Regions from separate parts of the Homo sapiens genome. Here regions 2 and 3 are each linked to region 1. The links are chromatin loops, found by intact Hi-C in ENCODE. Cell type or tissue: ovary. All regions are shown on one strand. Region 1 holds the start of SCUBE1 (signal peptide, CUB domain and EGF like domain containing 1). Region 2 overlaps SCUBE1 (signal peptide, CUB domain and EGF like domain containing 1). Region 3 overlaps SCUBE1 (signal peptide, CUB domain and EGF like domain containing 1).

What was found. Peaks named below come from ENCODE experiments on the same cell type or tissue, not always from the same donor. Only the 100,000 strongest peaks of a DNase experiment are listed, where the experiment ranks them.
Region 2: it touches region 1 in a loop (1.8-fold over the local background); 10 of 110 quality-filtered maps call a loop at or near these places.
Region 3: it touches region 1 in a loop (4-fold over the local background); 53 of 110 quality-filtered maps call a loop at or near these places.

Annotation. Positions count from the first base shown.
Region 1 is chr22:43,342,344-43,350,343 of GRCh38, forward strand. It overlaps SCUBE1 (signal peptide, CUB domain and EGF like domain containing 1), which reads right to left and starts at 1,029. Exons shown (of 22, transcript NM_173050.5): 1 at 831-1,029. The coding sequence starts at 918. RefSeq lists a silencer at 4,171-4,316. In ovary, a CTCF peak has its summit at 4,226 (motif pointing left); DNase peaks (open chromatin) are centred at 323, 1,078, 1,676, 4,278 and 1 weaker place; H3K4me3 peaks cover 1,812 bases; H3K27ac peaks cover 702 bases.
Region 2 is chr22:43,284,850-43,292,849 of GRCh38, forward strand. SCUBE1 (signal peptide, CUB domain and EGF like domain containing 1) reads right to left here. Exons shown (of 22, transcript NM_173050.5): 4 at 6,197-6,331. Among named protein-coding and RNA genes, the nearest start is that of SCUBE1-AS1, 13 kb to the left of the region's middle. In ovary, no CTCF peak of the experiment used is centred here; DNase peaks (open chromatin) are centred at 4,862, 5,082 and 5,585; H3K4me3 peaks cover 719 bases; H3K27ac peaks cover 3,273 bases.
Region 3 is chr22:43,226,743-43,234,742 of GRCh38, forward strand. It overlaps SCUBE1 (signal peptide, CUB domain and EGF like domain containing 1), which reads right to left. Exons shown (of 22, transcript NM_173050.5): 8 at 5,011-5,133; 9 at 2,330-2,446; 10 at 632-754. Among named protein-coding and RNA genes, the nearest start is that of SCUBE1-AS2, 18 kb to the left of the region's middle. RefSeq lists an enhancer at 1-256 and a silencer at 4,501-4,795. In ovary, a CTCF peak has its summit at 4,669 (motif pointing right); a DNase peak (open chromatin) is centred at 4,677; H3K27ac peaks cover 2,096 bases.

The DNA.
Region 1 (8,000 bases):
GACGTCCCGCGTCCGGACTCTCCTCCCTGTGTCTGTCCTCCGGATCCTCTGCCTTCCTTCCCTCTGTCTTTCCTCCCCGTCCTGTCAGACGGTCCCGGTCCCTCGTCTGCGGCTTTCCAGGTATCTCTGTCCCTCTCTCTTTCCCGGTCTCCCTCTCACCGCCCCCCCCAACCCCGTTTTTCTGCGGCGTCCATCTGTCCCCCGTCTCCTCCTCTCTCTCTCCCTTATCATCGGTGGGACCATCCCTCTTGATTCCCCCTGATCCACCGGCCTCCTCCTCCTTCCCCGGGCGGTGCGGGCCTCCTCTCTACCCTTCCGCATCTGTCTTTTCTCCGGGCTTCCTTTTGTCTGCTCCCTCGGCGCCGGCTCTTCTGTCCGTCTGTCCCGCACCTCCCGCCCCGTCCCGGTCTCTCGGTCCGTCCCTTTCCCCGTCCACCTCCTGGCGTGTCCCCCTCCGCCCGCCCCGCCCCGCGCCCCCTCTCCCAGGAGGAGCGCCCCTCTGCGCTCGGGGTCCCGCCCCGCCCAGGTCCGCACGCGGGGTCCCCGGGAACCGCCGCCTTTCTTCCTCGCTCCCGCGCTCGCGCTTCCCCTCCCGGGGCCCCGGCCCACCCACCCCTGGTGCGGCCCCGCCGGACTCAGGAGCCCCGGCCGCCCGGGCTGCGGGGAGGGGGCGCCCCGGGCCGGCCCTAGAAGTTACTTTGCAAAGAGGCAGGGGGCGCGGGGCCGCGCGGGGCGAGCTCGGGATCCGCGGGGAAGAAGCCCTCCGGGACCGCGCCTCGGCCGCCCGAGCCCCCCGCGCCCGCCGCCCCCCACCTCGGTCGGGGGCTTACCTGGGAGCCCGCTGCCCCCGGCCAGCCGCCCGCGTGTGCCCAGGGCCAGCAGCACGCACAAGTGCCAGCGCACGGCCGCCGCGCCCATGCTCAATGCGGGCCCCGCTGGGCGTGCGGGCGTGCGGGGCGCGGGGACCCGACCGACCGGCCGCTCCCGCAGGCGCTGCTCGCTGCTCGCCGCTCCGCCACCGCTCGGGCTCCCGAGCCGCCCAGCCAGCCCGGCTGATGAGCTGACAGCGCGCGCTCATTGGCCCGTGGCGTCGGAGGGGCGGGGCGTCGCCCAGGGCCGGCCAATGGGCGCCGGCCTCCGGCCCTCCGAGGAAGAGGGGGGCTCGGGCGTCGTCGGGGGGACCCTTCCCCTGGGGCGGGCGGCAGGTGGGGGGTGTGGGCCTGGCCGGCCGGCTCGCTAGGCGCGGGGTCTAGGCCAGGCTGGGGCTGCTTGGAGGCTGCGCCCTCCCCTGCCCGCGGCGCCCCGGCCCCCGCCGTCGAGAGTGGACGCCCCTCTGGGGTAACCCCTCCCGGCCCAGAGGCAGCCTCGGGGGCGGGGATCCTGCGAACCGGGGATCCCGTGAGGTCGCCCGCCATCCGTGGGCAGTGAAACGCGCCAGCGCGCAGAGCAGACTCGCCTGCGCTGCCGTTTGCTGGACGTTTCTTGAGCACCTACTGGGGACCGAGTGCGGGCGAGGCAGCAGCGAAGGAACCGGGAGGGGAAACCTCGTGAAGATCACTTGAAAATTGACGTTCAAAACAAACGAACTTTTTAGCACTCGTCAAAGGACAGTGGCCCGTCAGTGTGCTTGTCACGGGGCGGCCGCAGGACCTGCGTCTGGAACCGGGCGGGCGCCCGGGACGGACAATGCCGCTTGGCGGTCGGTCCCGCGGGAGGCCCCCGCACGGGGCTAACCTCGGCCGGCGAAGTTCGCTGCCCGGAATGCGAGGCCGAGGCCTCCCCCTGTGACAGACCGGGCGGGGCCAGGAGGAGGGGCAGGGCGGGCATCCCGGTCCGAAGACCCAGGAACTGCTCTGGCCTGGCCTGGGGTCTACACCTGACGCCTGGCGAGGGTTGGCTTCGGGTCTGGTCCCACCGGGCCTGGGAGGGACGGGCGGCTGGAAATAAATGGCCCCTCTCAGTTCCAGGCAGGACGCTTTAAGGGACGAAAGTTCAGCAAACCCCAAGGCCCATCTCCTTGACAACCACCAATAAGAGCTCCTTTTTTCTTCTCCTGCTCTCCAGGCCCAACTCAAAGACAACTCTTTTCTCTTTTTGTCCACTCTGCCTGCACCAGTTTGAGCCCCTCCACACCAGCTCCCTTTCCTGCCCCCAACACACACACGCACACACACACACACACACACACACACACACACACACACAGTCACACATGCAGACACATGCTCTCACGTGCAATCACTCAGACACAGCCTCACACCCTCACACCCTCCAGCACACACACGCTCACACATGCTTCTTCACGCCCTCATCCAACCTACCGTAGACGAGCTCCTCAGCCCTGGAAGGTTAAATCTGTGTCCAGCCAGCTCTCACACCCCATCTGACTTCACATCAGCTTGTGGCACGGGCCTGGTGGCTGAGGCAAGGGGTCCCCTACATGGGGATCGGGGGTGTGGGGGGTCCAGAGATGCCCAAAGAAGAAGGAAGCGCTGCCTGTTGTCTCCACTGAGCCCCCACCCCATTGCTCCAGACATTTCGGTCTGCACGGCTGCTCCTGGCTGCTGGTTTAATTTGGGAGATGCTGTTGACAGGCTTTATTTTGTCCCCGTCAATTGTGTAGCTTTGAGTTTCTGCAGGGGGTGGGGAGTTCCCTCAGAACCACATATTATCTTGTGCATTGGGCAACAGGGCAAGCAGTGTGAGGTGGTGGGGGAGGTTCTTCCAGGGGGCTCTGACCTACTTGAAACAATGCCCTCTAATGTGCCTGGTCATTAGGCACCCCCCCGCCCAGCCCTAGCCAGGTGCCCCTCAAGCTTGATGGCAGCAAGAGAAGCTTCTTCCAGGCTCCATCCCCACAAATCAAGGCAGGAATGGAGGCAGGTTACTCTGTGACCCCTCAGCCCAGAGGTAGCTGTCCCTTGTACCAAGTTGTAGTCCCCAGCCTGCCCCCAAGCGATTGCTCAGGTCAAGTTTGCTGGTGAATTATCACCCTCTAAGGTGTGCAGGCAGAGAGAAAGTGGTTCCTTCTAGGCAGCTGTTGTCTATGTGGAGGACTCAGCGAGCAGAGGAGGAGGGAAATGGAGAGAAGACACACCTGTAAGCCCCTCACAGGTGAAGGAAAGGAGGCGGCCTGTGGAGCAGAGAAAGAGGAGGTCACTTCTGCCCCAGGGCGCCGTCAGGGAGGCCTCTTAGGACAGGTGACCTGGGCTAGACACAGAACATAAAGAGGATATTTGCCTAATGGATGAGAAGAACAAATAGAGAATCTGCCAAGGTCCATGAGTGAAGGCGAGGACTGAATAAGTGAGCCAGAGAATGTTCTGGAAGCATCTTGAAAACTGCAGAGCACTGTATGCACATGACAGTGATGTGCTGGAGGGCTGCGTGCAGAAACGGATGAGTCTGTTTTGCACTGCGGTGGGCTGGCAGGTGGGAACCCATAGCCAGGCCTCCAGCACGGGATGGCTTGGAACCTCTGGATGCCAAGCTGGGATAGTGGAGGCCGAAGGCTGCTGAATTGCACAGTGACTTTGGCAGGGAGCACACTATGGCTCCTGTCACCTCCAAATGACCTATGAGCTCTCTGTGTTGCAAACAAGTCATCTCTTACCCCTTTGGGATGTAAGGGATGACTCAGCTTTATGTTCTGTCATCTTTCTAACGGTCCCTAGCCTCACCAAACTGCTGCAAAGGGAACCCCACAGCTGTCCTATTTTTCACACCCCAGAGCCTGCACCCTTTCCCCTGCCAGGAGCACCCTTGGTTTCCCTTCTTCACAGGGCCCACCCCTCCTCTTCTGCCCATACCCTGACCCCTGCCTCCAGCTGGGTGTGAGGCTTCCTCTGGGCTTCCGCAGTCCCCTGGAGTTACCTCATCAGAGCTTGGCTCGCTCTGGGTTTTACCTCTGTCTTCTCCTAGACTGGGGGTTCTCGAGGGCAGGGCTTGCAGCTGATCTATATCTGAGGCCACAGCTCCTAGTTGGGGCCTAAGAAATTATTGCTAAATTAGTGAATGAACGAACAAAGAGACAAGGCAGACATCATTTAACTGATCATTCTTATTGCTCCAGGAAAAAGGAACAATAAGCCAAAGGAGGATTTAAGCCAAATCTTTGGCTATTTGACAGGGTCTTGAGAGTGAATCCAACTGCCTACTCCGTCCTGCCCACCTCCACGTCTGTGCCTCGGTGGGGAAGCTGGTCCAACCAGTAGGATGGCAGTCGTCAGGGGCCCAGAGTGGCTGACCTGGGGCCCTTTGGCTCCCCCTGGTGACGCCTCACACAGGTCTCAGTGGAAGAGGAGGGAAGGAAGCTCCCCTCTTGCTTCCTTCCAGGTACACCCTCTCGGACCCAACCCCAGCGGCCGACCCCAGTCCTCAGCACTGGGAAAGCCAGAGGCCCTGGACCCGGCAGGTCTGCTCTCAGACCACACCCTGTAACCTTAGCTAAATCTACTGACATCTCTGTGGGTTCAGGTTCCTCCTCTGTATAGGTGACCTACCTCTTAGAGTTGTCGGGAAGATTCAACACAGCAGAAATGGTGTGGAAGCTCTCCAAACCTCAGTTTTCTCATCAGTAAAATGAGAGTGATGCTAGCTAGTGTTTTTCACTCACCCGTGGGGAGGATTCAGTGAGATCTTGTACATAAAGCCCTTAGGACATGCGATGATTATTCTTACTACTACTATCACTACTGCTAGTACTGGTACTGTTACTAATAGTAGCAGATGGTAGTAATATACAACCAGTTAAGAACACTTCACAATTTAAAAACTTCCTCATGAAGAATTCTCTTGCTTAATAATAGTTGTGGAAGTTCTTTCAGAAAATAAATTTCTTTGCCAGCATAAAATGTCATTACATAGATGTCAAGCTTCCATATTGATTCCTTTAAATGCTTTTGTCATCCTTTCTGTCTCTCTGTCTCTCTTTTTTTTTTTTTTTTTGAGACCCAGTCTCGCTCTGTCGCCCAGGCTGGAGTGCAATGGCGCAATCTTGGCTCACTGCGACCTCCGCCTCCCACGTTCAAGTAATTTTTGTGCCTCAGCCTCCCGAGTAGCTGAGATTACAGGCACACACCACCACGCCCAGCTATTTTTTGTGTGTGTGTGTGTGTTTTTAGTAGAGACGGGGTTTCACCACTTTGCCAGGCTGGTCTCCAACTCCTGAGCTCAGGCAATACACCCACTTCCGTCTCCCAAAGTGCTGGGATTACAGGCGTGAGCCACTGCACCCAGCCATCCTTTTTTTTTTTTTTAATTAAAAGTGAAATTGCATAATAGCCTCCTCTGGTTGCACATGTTTTTAGACCTTTGAGGGTAGACTTTTGCAATCCCTAAATGACCTTCGGCCACACAGGCCCATTTCTTGGCCTGACCTGTCAAGTGAGGGTCTTAGTTCCCAGGAACCCACGTTCCAGATTCTGAGACGTCCCACCTGAGTTGTGTCACCCAGCATATTCTGACCTGTTGCTGCTGTCTCCTTCCGGGGGGGTAACAATAGTTGACGTGTGTTGAGCATTATATATACCAGACACTCTGCTGAGATGTCCCGGGCGTTATATCTTCTAAGCTTGTGAGCCATCTCTGCTTCACACCTGCAGAGATGGGGACTCAGGCTGCCTGCCCAGGATCCCAGAGCTAGTAAGTGGCAGAGGTGGGATTTGAACCCAGGTCTGTGTGACCCCCCATGGCACACTCTTAACCATTCTTCTTTAATGAAACACACTCAGAGACTCAAAGGGCTGAGGGGCGTGGGGGTGGTAGGGCACTCCTGGCTGTAATGCTTCAAGTTTTACTTTTTTAGTTTAGATATTGAGAAAAGTGGTTTTCACATAGTGGCTGACAGTGTTTGAATTTGTGTTCCCACCTCTGCTAGTCTGTTTTCATCCTGCTGATAAAGGCATACCTGAGACTGGGCAATTTACAAAAGAAAGAGGTTTAATTGGACTTACAATTCCATGTGGCTGGGGAAGCCTCACAATCATGGTGTAAGGCAAAGAGGAGCAAGTCCCATCTTACATGGATGGCAGCAGGCAAAAAGAGAATGAGGAAGATGCAAAAGCGGAAACCCCTGATAAAACCATCAGATCTCATGAGACTTATTCACTACCATGAGAACAACATGGGGGAACTACCCCCATGATTCAATTATCTCCCACTGGGTCCCTCCTGCAACACGTGGGAATTATGGGAGTACGTTTCAAGATGAGATTTGGGTGGGGACACAGCCAAACCAGATCACCACCCAAATCTCATGTCCAATTGTAATCCCCAATGTGGGAAGAGGAAAGGCCTGACGGGAGGTGATTGGATCATGGGGGCGGATTTCCCCCTGGCTGTTCTCATGATAGTGAGTGAGTTACCACGAGATCTCCTTGTTTAAAAGTGTGTAGCACCTTCCCCCTTGCACTCTTCCTCCTGCTCCTACAATGTGAGACGAGCCTGCTTCCCCTTCGCCTTCCGCCATGATTGTAAGTTTCCTGAGGCCTTCCCAGCCATGCTTCCTGTACAGCCTGCAGAATTGTGAGCCAATTAAACCTCTTTTCTTTATAAATTACCCAGTCTCAGGTAGTTCTTTCTAGCAATGCAAGAACAGACTAATACAGTGGTCAAATTGTAACAGTTCATAACTCACAGGGTTGGTTTTAGGGATGACTCAGTTTTATGTTTTCTCATCTTTCTAACAGTCCCCAAATCTGTTGGAACCGCCCTTCCACATGCCAAGGAGACACAAAAGACGAGACAACACCAAGAAGGACTTCCCGGAGTCTTCCAGCGGGAGCTGGAGGATTAGCTGCTTTTCCCTTGTAGCCACACCACGTGGAGCCTTGCAGTGTACCAGGCACACCTCCACCCATTGCCTCATGGCTGCAAGTTCATGGACACATTTACAGGAAAAGCTGCAGATCAATCCTAGAGATAGCCCAGCCTATGCTCTTCATTTGACAGCTGGGGAAACTGAGGCCCAGCCTCATAGATCTGCTGTCCCTTGGACACATCCATTTGGAGCCCCCTCAGGCACCTAAAGTCCACCAAGTGGGCCCTCAGCTCCTCCTGCCCAAGCCTGCTTCTCTCAGGACTCCCAGCTGGGGTTGGAGGATGCCTCTCATCTCCTCTCTCCACTCCCCACCCCTTGTCAGCACTGTGTTCGTAACCTCTCCTCTCTATCCCCTCGCCCACTGGCACCAGCTCTCACCCACTGAGACTCAAACTCATAACACCAGAGTAGCTAGAGGCAGCTCTCAAAGGGCTTGCCTGACCTCGCCAGTCCCTGCCGCCAGTAGGACAAAATCCACTCAAGACCCTTGGACATGGTGCTCTGTGGGCCTCTCCATCCTCACCTGCTGTCTGGTAAACTCCCACGCTTCATCTCTACCCCACGCCTCTGAGCCACAGCTCACTCCATTCCCTCTTGTTGTGATGCCCTTCCCCATCCGCTGCCTCTGGAAGACAGACTCAGGCTCAGCTCAGGGGCCCTGTTTTCGGGCACCAGCCTCTGTGCTGAGCCCCATTTGTGCCCGGCGTGCCCCTCCACCATGAGCACCGGGAGAGTGTTGAAACCTGGAACCTGTCGGCCTGTCGACGTCTTCCCGCTTAGATCAAAATGTTGTGGTATACCCAGTGTACAGCTTAGTTAGACATCCTGGGCACCTAGTATCCCTTCCACGTGTCAACCCAAGCCCTCAGAAGTGAACAGGTGACTGGCTGAGCCATTCATTGTAATCTACCTCCTAGCCATGTAGACAGGGACACACAATGGCGCCACACCAGTGAGATGCCTTCCTTGGGATTCTCTAGGTGGAGCTGGATGTGTGTGTGGGGTGTCTTCATTCCTGTGTGGGTATGAAGCAGTAAGGGACTGGTGGCCAGAGCTGCCTGTCACTGTGGTCCTACCATTGTGTGGACGGCTTGCCTGGAGGAATGGATCCGCCAGTCAGAGAGAGGCAGAGAGGAGAGTTGGAGAGGGAAAGAGGAGAGAGAGAGAAAGTAGAGAAGGA
Region 2 (8,000 bases), 57 kb before region 1:
ACCTCTGACCCTGGCTGTAGGACAACATCACTCTTGATGCCAAGTCTTGAGCTTTGTGAACAGTGGGCTCGAGACCCACGAGGAATGCCTGTGGAGGGAGGGCAATGCGGTTTCCTACACGTATTTATGCACGTGTTTAAACAAACTCCGAACGTTAACCAGAAGGTGAAACGCACTTGGGTAAACTCATGCAGTCCTTGCGGGGAGAACCTCAGGCTGCCCCACGGCCTGTTCCAGTGCATAAAACCCCAGCAGAGCAGCTGCACAGCAGGCTTTCTGTGCACGTGGCCTCATTTCTCCCAAATGGGGGCTCTCATCAATAGAGGACCCCTATTGTCTGGCCCCCTGCCTGGCCCAACCACATGGTCCACCAGCCCACACTGACCAATATCTAACAGCACGACCTGAGGGCGCTGTGAACTGAGTGCTGTCCCGACGCTCCTCAGTGTCCACGCTGAACTGCTCACCACCCTGCCTTGTTCCCAGACCCATCCTGGCTCTGCCCACGCCCACCTTCCTCTCTTCCTTCCCCTCTCTGTCCTTTCCAAAGGCCCAAGTTGGCAGTGGGACTCAGAGATGTGGGGAACATAGTCCCTGCCCACAGGGAGCTCCCAAGCTGCAGGGACACGAGCACCATGAGGCAGAAAACCACTTTCTGGAGCTTGCCGCCAGCAACAATAGGGGGCGGGGGACAGAGGTGGCCACTGGGGCACAGAAGAGGCAGAGCCCAACAGTTTTCCCTGAGGGCTCAGCTCAGAATGGGCTGTCCAGTGGGTGGGATACTCTCACAGGGGACTAAGTGCGGGAGCTGTCAGTAGACAGGGCGGGGTGAGGAGCAGGGCCCTGGTGCTCCCTCTGTGTTGTGACTCCTGATTACCTGTGCCCAGCAGGGACACCTCTGCAGGTGTACTCAAACCTCCGCAGGAAGGATGGGTGGTTGGGCACCCTGGAGGGCTGCCCCGAGGCCAAATAGGTGCGGGAGCTCAGCCGATGAATGAGGGACGATGGCCATCTTGTTGGGCCTCAGGTTTTGGCATGTACTACCTTGTGCACAGATGAACCTGGGTGCAAGGACCACCAGCTCGCTAGTTTGTCGAGGACAAAGCTGGCCTCTTGATCCTCTCCCTCCCCTCTCCCTCTGCTGAATGAACAGGCTCCTGTGCAGCACCTGGCACGTGTCAGCAGAGCCTCGTTCCAAGAGCTTCCAGGTCCTGACTCTGCGGCCGGCTTGTTGTGGGGCCCTGGGCCAGGCCCTGCCCTCTCAGGGCCTCATTTCCTCATCTGTCACAAATCACATGAATAAGAGCCCGTGTTTATTGAAACTGTCTTTTCAATACCTTTTTAACCCTACGAAGCAGGTATTATGACTATCTCCATTTTACAGATGAGACACAGAGAAGTTAAGTGACTTGCTCAAGGTCACGAGATGGTCCATGGTAGAGCTGGGGTTCCAGCCTAGGCCACTGGGCCTGAAGCCCCGCTGTGAGCCTGTGCTGTCTCCTACAATGATGGAGACAATGCGACGTTTCCTCTCACTTTGGTGCCTTCCACCAAGGCTGAGGCCAGCCCACAGGCGGCGTCTGATGAGGCTTCAGAGCAGAGCCCTGCAGGACAGCCTCCTGCATGGAGGGCCAGTGGCATCTCAAACCCAAAGCTGCTGGCAGCCAGTGAGGCCCAGTGTCAGTGCTGGACCCTCGGAATAGCAACAGTTCACCAGGTGGAGGAGGAGACCATGTCACGAACGTCTCTGCTGCTCAGATGAGAAGACCAAAGCCATAGAATCCCCAGAGCGTTTCCCCTCAGCTCATGACTGTACAGGAACTCTTAGGACCCCTACTTAGCATGTGATCCCCTGTCCAGGCTGAAAGCTTCCCAGTGGACCATGCCTCGGATCCTAGGGGCTGGCAGAGCACCTGGCACACGAATAAATGAATGAATGAATGAATGAGCAGGTAAATACAAGTGACCTGCATTCACGTAGCTAGTAAGACTGAGGCCTTCCAGAACCCTTTCTACTCCCGGATCGATTCTGGTCAGAATTCTACATTGAGAGAAAAGGAGACAGTTCCTCCAGGAGGCCACATCTTCCTGTGGCATCAATCCGTCAGAAGTTACAGACAAGAAGAGCAGTGTGGGAGAGGGAGAGAGCCTGAAGGTGCTGCCTTCTAGATACACCAGGCACAAGGGTGTGTGATGGGGGCAGCGGGTGGGCCCCTGGGGCTGTGGCCAGAGGAGGGATTGTCAGTACTTATTGGGCTAGGGCTGAGTGGGAGGTAGGGGGTGCTATCATGGGGCCAGAAGCAGTGCTCGGAAGTGCTGAGTGGAGGGAAACTGGCCAGATTCCAACATCTCGGACTCCCTCCTGCCCAGTGTGGGCACAGAGGAGGAGCCTGTGTGTGTCCCCCAAATCAAGCCTGTGTTCTAAAGACCTGAAGAAGCTGCCTGCATCAGTCGCTACTCCTAGGACAGGTGCTGCCCTTGATTGACCAGAGCAGTTTTCCGCGAATGGGGAAAATTCGACAGCTAGGCCCTTTTTACAGCTGAAAAGGCCCAAGGAGGCAAGAGTAACTGTGCAGAGGCCACATGGAGAGCTGGAGCTGAGAACCTAATCCTCCCAAGCCTAGCCAGGGTCGCAGCCATGCCTTGGCCCAGGGTGTGCTCTGGCGCCTAGAAAGCAGGGCCACTCAGACGGGCTGAGCCCTGTGTTTCTCAGCCAGGAGTCTGGACCGACCTGGGCCAACCCCTCTCATGCATCTGGTTCCATCTAATCAAAACCAGCCTGTGTGCTTTTCTCCCTGTTCAGGGGTAGGCTCCAAAGAGCTGGACAGGCATGAGGAAGAGTCAGGTGATAGGGGGAATCTAATTTGCCAAATGGCTCTGTCTCCTTCAGCCCTCCCAGGAGCTATGGGAATCAGAGGTCACTTGTCTGCAAAACAAGCTGAGTCTTAGCTCCTCTGACATGCTCTAATTTTGAGCTATAACAATCATGATTGCAGTTGACACTAATGGTGGGCAATTGTCACAACAGACTGAGGCTCAGAGAGGTAGACAACCTGCCCAGTCCCCAGGTCCCTGTCTCCCCAATGGGCATTAATGGGCCGCTGACCACTGTGCTGTGTGCTTGCTCTGCCCTCTTCAGGACTTCCACACAGCCGTGGAAACCCACTGGAATGCTGCACCTTGTCGTTCGAGAGCAATCTGATAAGTTATCTGTTGTTTTTTGGACTGATTTCATTGCCCAGATCAAAAAATCAGGAGAGGCCACACAAAAATCGTAAGGAGAGAAGGCACTTCTTTAACCGACACGCTGGTTAATGCAGATTGGGACTGAGGCCCCCAAATCCATATTCTGGTTAAAGCTGGACTCCTGGCTTCCTGAAAAATCAGGATCTGACCACCTGGGGCATCTGGGTGGAGTGAGCCATGTGTGCCCAGGGTCCCACCCAACACCAGCCACTGCACAATTTATGAGATGCCAGCCCCTGGAAGTGCTGGCGTTCTCCCAGATGGCCTCCCCTCTCCCCTAAGCATCACTTCCTACCTCTGCTCAACCAGCTTTCCCACAGCTGCCCTCCACCCAAAATCCAAACTCTTGCCACAGCCCACCAGGCCCCATGTTGTCCAGCCCCCACCTCCCCGCCTCGGGCTCCTCCCGCTTCGTGCTCTCTGCTCCTTCGTCCCACCCTTTGTTCAGCTTTTCACGTGCCCATTCCCACCCCAGGGCCTTTGCACGCGCCCAGCCTGGCACATTCCCCACAAGCTTCCCACCTGGCTTTCTCATCAGCTCCAGCACCGTCTGCTGCACCACCCGTTTCTTTCCTCTCACACCGCATCACCTCCCAAGGAGCGGGCCCCATAGCTAGCGTGCCTGGCTCAGATCCTGGCTCTGCCTCTTCCCTAACTTCGCTGGGCTTCGCCTTCCTCAGCGTCACAACCCAGCCTCGCCGGGCAGTGGCAAAGGTGGAGTGAGCTTGTCTTTGGGCAGTGCTCAGGCCCGTGCCTGGCTCAGAGTAAGCGTGTGGCCCCAGCAGCCCCTGCTGTCGCTGCTCCCACGTCATCCCCTCCCCAACCCCAGTCCTGTAGGGGACGCTAAGGTTTGTAACCTCCTCAGCACAGCAGATGCTTACAGGCCAAACCTGTAACAAACAGGCTGTGGCTGCGGGTGTGATCTGCCCACAGCACACCCTTCTTTCAACCAGGGGCCTCAGCTCCACCTGGAGTCCTGCTGGGGAGAAAGCCGGGCTTCAAAGGAACAGAGCACACACAGCCTGGCTGAAAAGGAGGCTCACGCCACCCTGGCCTGGGACTTTACAGCCTGCTCAGAGCAGTCACTCTGTGAACTCCCCTCCCTGGATGAAAGCAGAGGCCCCTCCCCGCACTTGCTCACTCTGTCCCCATCAATCTGCTTCTTATACAACCTGTTGGGCTCAGAGTCCTGGTTTATAGGGTTTGCCTCCACCGTGGGCAGCTTGGCCCCACAGCCCACAACTGGGAGGTCTTACAAGGCGCAAAACAAACTCCTGATGCCCGGGAGCCACCTGGGTGGAGTGTGGACAATGTGACAGCAGCAAGTGCCAGGAGCCACGGAGCTCGGGCTTTCTGTTCTTCTGGGGACACCACAGAGCCATGATTAGCAGGCCCGTCCTGCCTTTGAGGCAACAAACACTAAGAATTCTAAGGAGCCTGTTCGAGTATTTCCACTTTATTATCCTGAGTACTTTTTAAATGTTTTTGCTTTCACTTTCTCAGGAACTGTTTTCTAATGAAACTCATGCCTGGGCTGGCAGACTCACACCTCACAGCCTCCTGCCTGCTCACGGGAGGCTGGAACCTCATCCCATGGTCCTGCTCCATCTCTGAACGCCCTGCCGGGTAACACCACTTCCCCATTTTGCAGGCGAGGAATCTGGGGAGCAGTCAGTAGAGCCGCCCATGGGAAGGCTTCCAGCGTGGGAGAGGAGGAGCTGGATTCACACAGGGTCCGGCTGGCCTGGAGCCCAGTGCGTGCCCTTTGGTTCCCCATCTCTCAGCGTGAGCCCCTCTCTGAGCCTTCTGCAGGTGCTGTGTACCAGAGAGGGGCGACCTTCCCAGGAACGCCCTCTATGCCCGCAAGCCTCCAGCGCCTCCTCCTTGTTAAGGGTCAGCAATGGGGGCGTGCCTGAACTGGGGCAGTTCTGGCCTTCTTCCTTACATTTATTCCCTTGACAGCTCACGACAGCCAGGCCCTGGGAACCTTGGCTCCTGCCCTGCCCTCACAGCACACTCTGCTTTGGTACACAGCCCTGCCTCAGATGCCTGCCCTTGCATTATCTTAAGCAAGAGATGTGCCTCCGCAAAAGCTGTTCTCTGCCTGGAAGCCCCTCTCCTCCAAGCACATGTGTCCTGGCTCTCTCCTCCAAGCACATGTGTCCTGGCCCTCTCCTCCAAGCACATGTGTCCTGGCTCTCTCCTCCAAGCACATGTGTCCTGGCTCTCTCCTCCAAGCACATGTGTCCTGGCTTTCTGGACAGCTCTGCCGCCACCTCACAGCTCTGCTGCCCTGAGCCGAAACTCCAGGATCTGACCACTGATGCCGTAACACCAAGTTCCTTTGCCTGCTGGGCTTGGCTGGTGGCCAGGCTCCACTTCAGCCTGGGTCTGCCACCTAGTGCTCCAGCTGGTGGGGTGTCTTCCTGGGGCCCTCTGCACCTCCCCAGGCTGGCCTGCCACACTGCCTGGCTTCCAAACAGCAGGCGCCCGACCACAAGGACCCTCTCCTGGCGGGAAACCCAATGAACATGCAGCAGGGAGTCGCTGGTGCTGCCAGGCTCATGGAGACAGAGAAGTTGGCACACAGCCTGGATAGCCTCAAGCCCCCTTTGGAGAAGGAGCCCATGGAGAATGGGGCCCCACTCTTCCTGGCCACAGCCAGCCCCCAACTCAGAAAGGAAAACAGCTCCTCTGGTCACATGTGCTACTTGCGGCCCCACATATAAACACGAGAAACACCCGCAGCCCTAGTGTAGCAGGTAGAGGGAAGGAACTGGAAGGAGGCCCATGCAGAACCAATACCAGACGTGCAAAACAGTCATTCAGACTACCACCAAAATTCCCTGCCTTGACCTTGAGGGCCCCAGAATTGAGATGTGGAGAAGGGGACTCTGGGGGCTGCCCATCCTGGGGGGGGACATGCCTGGTCAGCATAGGCTGTACTCACCATTGGAGCGGTGGATGCAGGTATGCTGGTTGTCACTAAGGAAGAAGCCACTGTGGCACTGACACTCGTAGCTGCCCATGGCATTGACGCAGATCTGCTGGCAGCCACCATTATTGTCCTGACACTCGTCCACATCTGTGAGAAAAGGAAGAGAAGGGGACCAGAGATCACACCTAAGTTGGAAGCAGGGCATGAGGGGCTGGCGGGACAGGGATGCAGTGAATTTCCTCACATGGCCCTGAAGGGAGGGACTCCAGAGAGGGCCTCCCTGGTGCTGTGTGATGGTGATACTGTACAGTGGGCCTCCACGGCCCTGCACCATGGTGGCACTCTACAGTGGGCCTCCATTGTGCTGTGCCATAGTGGTACAGTGGGCCTCCATCGCTCTGTGCTATAGTGGTACGGAGGGTCTCCATCGCGCTGTGCTACAGTGGTACAGTGGTACAGTGGGTCTCCATTTTGCTGTGCTACAGTGGTACAGTGGGCCCCCATCAGGCTGTGCTACAGTGGCACGGTGGGCCCCCATCGCGCTGCACTACAGTGGTACGGTGGGCTCCCATGGCGCTGCGCTACAGTGGCATGGTGGGCCTCCATCGTGCTGTGCTATACTGGTACAGCGGGACTCCATGGTGATGCTGCACGGTGGTACTCCCGAGAGCAAGTCCTGGAAAGAGTCCAGTGGCTATGATGCTAGCTCACTCCAACTCAACAGTGCTGTCTGAGTGCCCAGCACTGTTCTAAGCATCTTACCTGTATTAATTCCTTTAATTCTCACAGCAACCCTGTAAGTCAGATCCAGGTACCAGTCCATTTTATAGATGAGGAAACTTAGGTGCGGAGGGGCAAAGTCACTTGTCTAAAGTCCTACGTATGGTAAGTGGCAGAGGCAGGATTCAAACCCGGTGGTCTGACCCTGAAACCTCAGCTCTCAGTGACGTCGCCAGACCCCCCACTCTAGGAAGACACAGCAGCCTGCAGCAGCTGTCCCCAACACATGGAGCTTTGCCAGCTGCAACCCCACGAGCCCCGTCTCTTGACTCAGCTCAGGTTTACCATCAGCAGCACAACACGATAACAGGCTGGAGCACAGCACAGTGCCCCAAGGCTCTGTGCCCTGCAACTGATTTCAAAAACTCCGAGAATGAGGAGGTTTTTATTAAGAAAAGGCCCTGACCTCCGGCTGCCAAGATGGCTGTGGAAGGCTGCCAAGTGGTCTTTCCCACTCTCGGGGAGAGGCAGACCTCAGGGCCGACACTCATTTCTGACCAGAGGCCGCTGGCACAAAGGGCGCTATTGGCTGAAAACAGTCTTTATGGAGTTCTGGTCTTGAGCACAACAGCGTGTTTCAATTACCAGAGTCATAACCCCCTGCTCTGTCAGTTTGTTTAATGAAAGAAGGGCTTCTTAAACCTTAATGTTCCATGTCTGTATTGTCATTTTAATAGGCAAATATATAAAACCACAAAGGCGGCGTGAGCTACTGGCTGCTTCTAGCCAATCCCCGGTCCCTAACACACACACACACACACACACACACACACACACACACACTCTTCGGTGTTGAGCTTTTGATACACTTCTTTTTAACATAGACATCTTTTACTATTGGAACCAAAAGGATGTGAAAAGGTAAAGAGTTGGTGACCTGCACTGAACTGGGAGAGGACTTGGCTGTGGAGCGATTTGAGCCAGGTCCTATTTAGACTCATGGACGACAGACCACTTTACCACCTAAGACACCACACGGCTGCCTTTGAGGCCGACAGCGAGGCCATTATTCTTTGGCAAGCTCAAATGTCAGCCG
Region 3 (8,000 bases), 120 kb before region 1:
GGAGGTTCCAGGAGGGCAGGCCCACAGCCCCAGCACCCAGACAGGGTCCCATGTACAGGGAACCAGGGAACGCAGGGGCCCGTCCAGAACTCAGCCTAGGGGCACCCAGTGCTGCGAGCATGCCTGCAGAGGGGGCAGGGACCATGGGCTTTCCAGGAGGCACTGCCACATCCCCTGCAACTGTGCCCCACTGAGGCTGCTGCACCCCGAGTGACCCTCCTCCTCCCCCTCAGCCTCCTCAGCAAGACAAGGGGAAGCTACCAGAGGAGAGGCCTCCACACCCACTCCCTCTAAGCTTCCAGCTCTATGGAGACATCAGCAGGGTCCCTGTGCCCCACGGCTGGGCTGCACATGGACCTGCAGATCTCCTCTGTGCCCTCCTCCCCACTTCAGGTCCCTGTTGCAGTGCCTCTGGCTGACACTGGCATGCTCTGCCTGGGACCCCCTCCTTTTCTGCAAGTCCTCATTCCCATCAGCCATACCCCAACAGCAGAGAACCTCTGCCTGGGAATGCAAGGCCTAGAGGAAAGGGAGGGGCTGTCCTGCTCACCCCCACCTCAGAAAAGCCACTGTCCCTCCCATCCAAGCCCAGGTGCAGGGGAGGGGCCAGCAGCACAGGGCGGCCACCTACCCACGCAATCCTTCCCGTTCCAGTGGAGCCGCCTCCCCGGGGGACAGACGCACTCGTAGCTGCCCTTGGTGTTGACGCAGCCCTGGTCACAGCTCCCGTTGCTCATGCTGCACTCGTCCACATCTGGAAGCACAGCGGGCGTAAGGGCAGAGGGGAGGCTGGCGGCTGGCGGCTGGCAGGGGAAGGGACCACCCAGGGCAAGAGGGCAAGAATCTCCTGACCCCACCGAGTCGGACAGCATCACGGGATGCAGATGAGCAGTGCACACGCCACACGCACACACACGCGTGGGTTTATAAGGCTCCTCACAGACCCCAGCGTCCCTTCCCCCAGGAACCTGGGTGGTTTTCTGAACTCAAGCAGCTGCACCCCAGGCTAGGGGGCAGAGGAGGTAGCACACGATTAAAGTTCCAACCCAACCAGGTTTTGTGGCGCAGGGAATGAGCACTGCTCCAGGGATTGTGAAACTGATTTTACCGTGGGACTCTGGACAAGCCCTTTTCTAGCCCCGGGTCCCCTGTGGTACAACAGACACCAGGGTGAAAGAGGTCACCGCTAAGGCCTTTCCTCCTCTGACCAAAAGCACCCGCTGAAGCTGGGGGAAGGGGCTGGGCCCCACATTCTGTTAGTTCTTGAGCTGCCTGCACTCGGCAGGCCCAGGGAAGGGGTGCCCAAGTTTTCGAGAGTCTTTCCAGAAGAATCTGTAGCCCGCCTCCAGAAGCCCAAGCACCAGCTATGTCCTGATCACATTCTTGCCTGACCCTGTCTGATCTTCAAGTGGCCTGGCATCGTGAGTGTGGCTACCCCCAGGTCACAGAAAAGGAAGAGAGAGGGGGACCGTCCTTGGCTTCCTAATCTTCACCCACCATGCCCATATAACACCAAGTCCCAGCAGCCTGGCTCTGACTCCTAAATACATCTAGAATCTTCCTCTTTGTTCCGTCGCTGCCCACCCTGCCCCGGCTCCAGCAGTGCATGCTCCCATGCCTGGAGCTGTCTTCCCAGTGGTACCCTGGATTCCACTCTCCTTTCCATGTGGTCACTGGGGCATCTAGTTCCATGAACTTGACCATATCACACCCCTGCTTAAACCCTCCACAGGCTTCTCATCTGACTGGGAATAAACCCTCAACTCCCCTGCGGGCTCACGCAGCCTGCATGGTGGGATGGCGCCCCCTATCCGCATCTTCCTCTGAGCTCCCTCCTGTGGGCTCCAGTCCTGTGGCTGCCTCTCGGTCCTTCTGTCCACTGCTTTCTCATGCGGATCCCTCTGGAGTGCCTCCCTACCCCCAGCCAAACACTCCCCCTTGAGGATCCCGAATTGCCCCTCTACTCTGCCCCTCTCTGCTGTGAGCCTCCCTGGAACGAGCTGTCTGGAATTTCCATGTATTGGTGCCCCCGCTCCTGGCCCGAGTTCTCTAGTAAATGGGGTTTCCAGCCCCGTGCCCATCTGGCCAAGGCCTGGCACTGGCAGAGACCTGCTACCCACCTCTAACCGTTCCCTGCTACCCCTTGTCTCCCCAGCCCTGCCTCACTTGTCCTTGGCTGAGCCCCTCTGCCCAGGAGTCCCCATCCTTGCTGAGGCCTCAGGCCCCCCAGGGTTGAGGGCAGGGTTGGGATGCGGGGTGCAGTGTAGGTGGCCGTGCGGCCAGGCGCGTGCCTCGGGGGGGAGGTGGCCCTGGCGGGCAGGCTGCAGACCTCCGCAGTGGGTTGTCCCGTAGAGGATGTAGCCGCGGTGACACAGGCACTGGAAGCTGCCCGGGGAGTTGATGCAGATGTGGTCACAGGTCCGCTCGAAGGAGCACTCGTCGATGTCTGCGTGGCCACAGGGAGACAAAGTTGGGGGAGGAGTTTGAGGGAGTGGTGGGTGGGCACGGCCTGTCACTCTCAGTCACTCAAGGCACATCTGTGGACACACAGTCCCTGGGCGCAGGCGCAGCACAGCACCGACCCACAGGAAATGGGAGACTCCTTGCTGCTCGACTTTCCATTGTGTCTCCATTAGCCTTCTGTTTCTGGGTTGGGAGCCACCTCACGTCTTTTCTGGAGACGAGCAGGGCAGAAACATTGTGAATGGAAGGGATTATTATGAATCTCTGCCATTTTACTATCTCACAGTCAGCTCCAATTAGGAGTGGTAGAGAGGCATTGAATCCACGCCTGCAGGAAACGGACTGCAGCTGGCCCCAGGGCCCTGGGGAGGCAGCTGACTTGGGACATAAACCTAGGCCTCTTGGATGCTGACCAAAGCATCTTTCCCCATCACCCCATGATGTTTCTTGAGAAAATAAGGAAAACCACACAGGTAAAAAGAGAAGAGGAAATATGCCACCCATAAAGGTCAAAAAGGGAGCTCTGATAGAATGTGAAATGTGATGATGAGCTTCCTGGCAGCCAAGGTAAAAAGGGAAAGAGGGAAGGTCATGGGGTGTTTGTTCCTGGAAAGGAAAAAATGAACCACCATGTTGACTGGAGACAAGTCTGTCCTGGCCATAAATTCTGAGGAAAATGGCTGTTATGGGACAGTTGATGGGGACCCCTGAAGGCAAAACAGACGCCAACCTGCCCCTCCTTGGGCATAGCAGTTAAGAGTTCATTCTTTGAAAACATTAGCTCATGTAATTTCACAAATATTTGTAATATACGCGTATTTATAAAACCACTAACACAAGGAAGAAATTGTGCATGGTGCTCAAAGGCGAGTGTGCTCCCTCCCAGGGAGGATCTGGGACCTCCGGGTACTTGCGGCACCTGGGCTAAAATCTGAAGGATGGGACCAGCCTGGAATGAGCGAATGAATGTGGAGGAAGGGTGCTCCAGGCAGTGGCTAGGAGGTAAGAGCATGGGGTGCCCAGGGGATGCACCTGTTCCCTTGGGCCCAGCCCCATCTGAACTCCCCTCCCCTCCTAGGAGCCACCCTGGCAGGTCCACTTGTGTGGAGCCCAAGGGGGACTGGGGTGGTGTCTGGGGTCCCCTGAGTGCCAAGCAAAGGAGCATGGACGCTTCCCTGCTGGACCTGTGGAGCCCAGAGCCCCAAGGCCTCAGAAAGATGAGCCTGGAAGGGGGTGGAAAAGATACAGGTGGGGGTGGGGCGGGTGAGGACAGGGCCTCACAAGCGATCTCACCTCCTCCTCGACAGCCGCCTGCCTCTTTCAGGGGGCAGCTGGGATGCAAGGTCAAGGGCTCTCCTCAGCCCTCTGCAGAAGAACTTGGCAAGGCCAACAGAGAAACAAAGTCAAAGTCAGAAGAACCCTGATAGGGCCTGGACAGACACTGTGCTCCTGTCTAGACCTCAGGCCCTGAGGAGAAGACAGGGCCAGGATGCCCGTCCAGGGACGAAGAGGCTGAGCCTGGGGAAGGCAGCGGCTGGCCTGGGGCACACATGATTCTGAGGACGGCAGGCCCTGGCCCTACTCTCGCCAGCCTCCTGCTTTTACATTCCTCAGGGACCTTGTGGGAGAACAGCCCTCGCTCCTCAGGGCCTCACCCTGCCCCGTGCCAGCCCCTGAGCTGCACTGACAGGCAGAAGCACAGCCTGGTACCCAGACAAGGCCACATGCTGCCCGCAACTGCTGGTACCCCGTGGGCAAAAAACCACCAGAGCACAGCTGGATAATCGTCAGGGAAAGACAGCCCCTGCCCTGCTACATGGGGTGCCCCACCCCCTGCACTTTCTCCCAGTGTGGGGCCCACAGGGTACCTGTCTCCTTCCTCATGGCCTCATCCGGCCCCACCAAGTTCCTTGTGGTCCCCTAAACCTCCTCAGGCCGGCAGCGCCATCTCCTGGGTGGGTTTACCTCCCTGGCTCCTCCTGGAAAATCGCTACTCACCCCTCAGGCATTTCACCAACGGACCCTCCCCGTAGCCTTCCCTGACCCCGCTCTGCACTGCCAGCCTCTGGGCTCCTGCTGCATCCTGGATCCCACTAGACTCTTCCTGGGCCGGGATTCTTGGCTTCTGCCCAGACCCCTCCTCATTATCCTTGTTCCCAGCAGGTGAGGATTGTTTGAGAGCGCCTGCCTGCAATGTGCAACGCTTTCCAACAGATGGCAGCATCCCACCTCCGAAGCCAGAGGAGTTCGATGCTGGGAGGCCCGTGGGCCACCTGGGAAGGGAGGGGCTGGGTGAACTGATGAGCTGGGCCACCGGCTCCCTCTGCCACCTGGGACATGTGCTGAAGCCCTCTCGAGCCTCAGTGTCCCATCAATAAAAGGAACAGATTGGACTGGATGTCCCCTAGAGTCGTAAAGGACCCCATTCCCTCGGGCCCAGCCCCATCCGCATTCCCCTCCCCTCCTAGGAGCCCGTGTCAGCCCAGGAGGGGAAGGGGCACGATCCCGCTGGGCCCGAGAGCCACCCGGGGCATGGCAGGGGCTCACCCTGGCAGGTGCGCTCGTCGGTGAGCAGCTTGTAGCCCTTCCGGCAGCCGCACTCGAAGCTGCCCACGGTGTTGCGGCAGAAGTGGTCGCAGCCTCCGTTGTTGACCAGGCACTCGTTGATGTCTGTGGGAGCCAAGGGGGATGGAGGAGTGAGAGCCAGGAGAATCAGCTTGTGTGACCAGCGGGGGGACGGCAGGCTAGCGGCAGGGGATGACACTGCCCTGAGTTGCCTGGTGCCCACTTCCCAAGCTGGCTGCTGGCTCCCCAGCTGTGCAGAGGGGTGGGGGCCCTGTCTCGCAGGGGTCAGGGTCGGGGCTGGGTTGTACTGGGAAGGGCCAGCTCCCCAAGCTTCACCACTTCCCCTGAGACTTGGCAAGCCTGGGATGTGAGACATTGAGTAGAGAGGAACTGATGGCTGCTGTGCCCGGCAAGAAAGCAGGGACAGCGACTCTCCCATGTCCTCTCTTCTGCAGGTTCAGGGAGGCCGCCTGGCCAGCAGGGAGGCTGGAGCAGGCAGGCACCACTTCTGGTGACCTCGGCAAGCTCCCGGACCCCTGAGCCTTGGTCTCCTGCTTGCAGAGCGAGGACAGGAAGTGCACCCATTTTGAAGGATATCACGAGGACTAGGTGAAAAAACACTTCCACGGTGCCGGTGCTTGGTCAGCGCTCAAGAAACTTTTTTCAAAAAGTAGGTGTTTTTGCCTCTGTTTGAGGAGTAGACTGAGGCTTAGAGAGGGAAAGCACCTGGTTCAAGAGGCTTCAAAAGGTAAGTGGGGAGCTGGGCTATGCAGCGGGCCTGACGCTCCCCCCTTTCCCAGCCTGACTCCCCGCCTGTTTGTTTGAGCTGCTTCTTTGCTTAACAGTGAATGAGTTGTAGTATGCTCCGAAGGTTGCCTGGCCCGATCCCGTGTAATAAATGATGCCATCCTGAGCAACTCTGCCAGTCAGCCTCTGCTTGCACACCTCCAGGGACAGGAAACTTTCTCCCTCCCAGCATGGCCTGCTGGCCGATGCCTCACAGATGTCTTCCTCACCCTAAACACAGCCCTGACCCCTGTGAGCCCCCATGCTCCTGCTCCCTTGTCGGGCCCATCTGGGCTTTGCCCTTAGGCCTTGGGCCAGCCTGGCATTCTGTGCCATTAGAGGTCCCTGTCCCCAAGGGGCCTCTTCTCCAAGGGACACAGTCTCAGCTACTCCCAAATTCCTCCTGGGTCCCGACCTCCAGGCCCCCATGCTGGCCACCCCCTCCAGACTCTCTCCAGCAGTGAGTAACAAAAATAAGAGGTTTTATTTCTACACTGCAGGGTGGCTTAAAAAAATAATCAGTGCTGGCCGGGCACGGTGGCTCATGCCTGTAATCCCAGCACTTTAGAAGGCTGAGGCGGGCGGATCACCTGAGGTCGGGAGTTCCAGAGCAGCCTGGCCAACGCGGAGAAACCCCATCTCTACTAAAAATACAAAATTAGCTGGGCGTGGTGGCGCATGCCTGTAATCCCAGCTACCCGGGAAGCTGAGGCAGGAGAATCGCTTGAACCCAGGAGGTGGAGGTTGCGGTGAGCCAAGATTGTGCCATTGCATTCCAGCCTGGGCAACAAGAGTAAAACTCCATCTCAAACAAAATAATAATAATAATCAGTGCTGCCTTTCACGACGGTGGTCTCACCCTGACTTGCAGAAGCAAAAAGGAGGTAGCGGAAGAGGCCCTTCCAAGGAGGACAATGGGAAGATCAGCTCTTGTTGGTCACCAGCCACGTCTCAGCAGACCTGCCAGACGCAGATTCCAGCATCTGCAGAGCCCGTCCTGGGCATGGTTGCTGAGCCAGGTACCTGAAGGGCCCTGTCCAGTGTCACTGGCACCGCTCTGTACAGAAGGTAAGTCTGCCCCCACTTTAAAGATGGCACTGAGCCCCGTAGAGGCAACTTGTTCCTGGCACTGCTACTCTGACCTCAGGCCGGCCCATGTCGCTCTCACTTTTTCTTCTTCAAACCAAACAGGCTGGACTCCATACCTGCCCAAAGTCCTAAAGCAGTGTTCCCAGGCAACATCCCCCAGTGATGACAAAACCAGGCTATTAGAGGTCAATTTCTGGTCAAGAATATTAGAGGAGTGCAGGGCTGGATGCCCACATGGCTCTCTGGGAGCCTCGGGGAGGGACATGGCATGTACTTTCTGGTATCATCTCGTGTGACCTTCAAAACAACCCAGACAGCAGGCTCCCATTTTACAGATGAGGTCACAGCACCACACGCAGGAGCCGGCTCTCAGCCAGCACCATCCGAACCCAAAGACGGGCCTGCTGCAGCACATCACGCTGGCCCTGCAGCCACCAAGAAAGAGATATGAAGCCCAGCTGTGCTGGTCCAGGGCGGAGGCTTAGGAATCTCTATCATTCCTTCCCCCCGAGCCCCGGGATTATAGGCAGATGGGGAATTTCTAGATAGAAGTCTCAGGTAGAAGAACAGAGGCCCATCTTGACTCTGCCTCAGTTGGCTGTGTGATGCTGGGCAGGGAAAGGCACCTCTCTGAGCCTTAGGATCCCATCTGCAAACTGGGCTGCTAAATGGTGCCTCTCCTAGCATCGCCTCTCCCAGCATCCTTAGCAAACTGAAATGAGCTGAGGCTGCTAAGCAGACAGGGGCAGCACGTGATCATTCTCACCACTCCTGCCTCCTCAGTGGAGCCTCAGGCCTTCCAGAGCCCCCAGCCCCATCCCCTGCCCCATCTGGGCCTGTCTGCTAAGGGGCTGTCATAGCAACCAGACAGGCAGAGGGAGGCATGTCTGCCTGAGGCCCGGGCTGGTGTAGCTGGCTGCCTGGGGGTCAGGATGGAGGGAAGCCCCCTCCTCACACTACCTCAGGATATAGTGAAGGGGGTGCTGGGCTCATGGCCCCTGGGGTGCAGCTTTTGCACCTCTCTGCCCTTCCGCTCCTTCCTGGGTTCCCACCCCACCGCCCCACACCAGGCAGCCAGCACCACCTTCCGCACACAA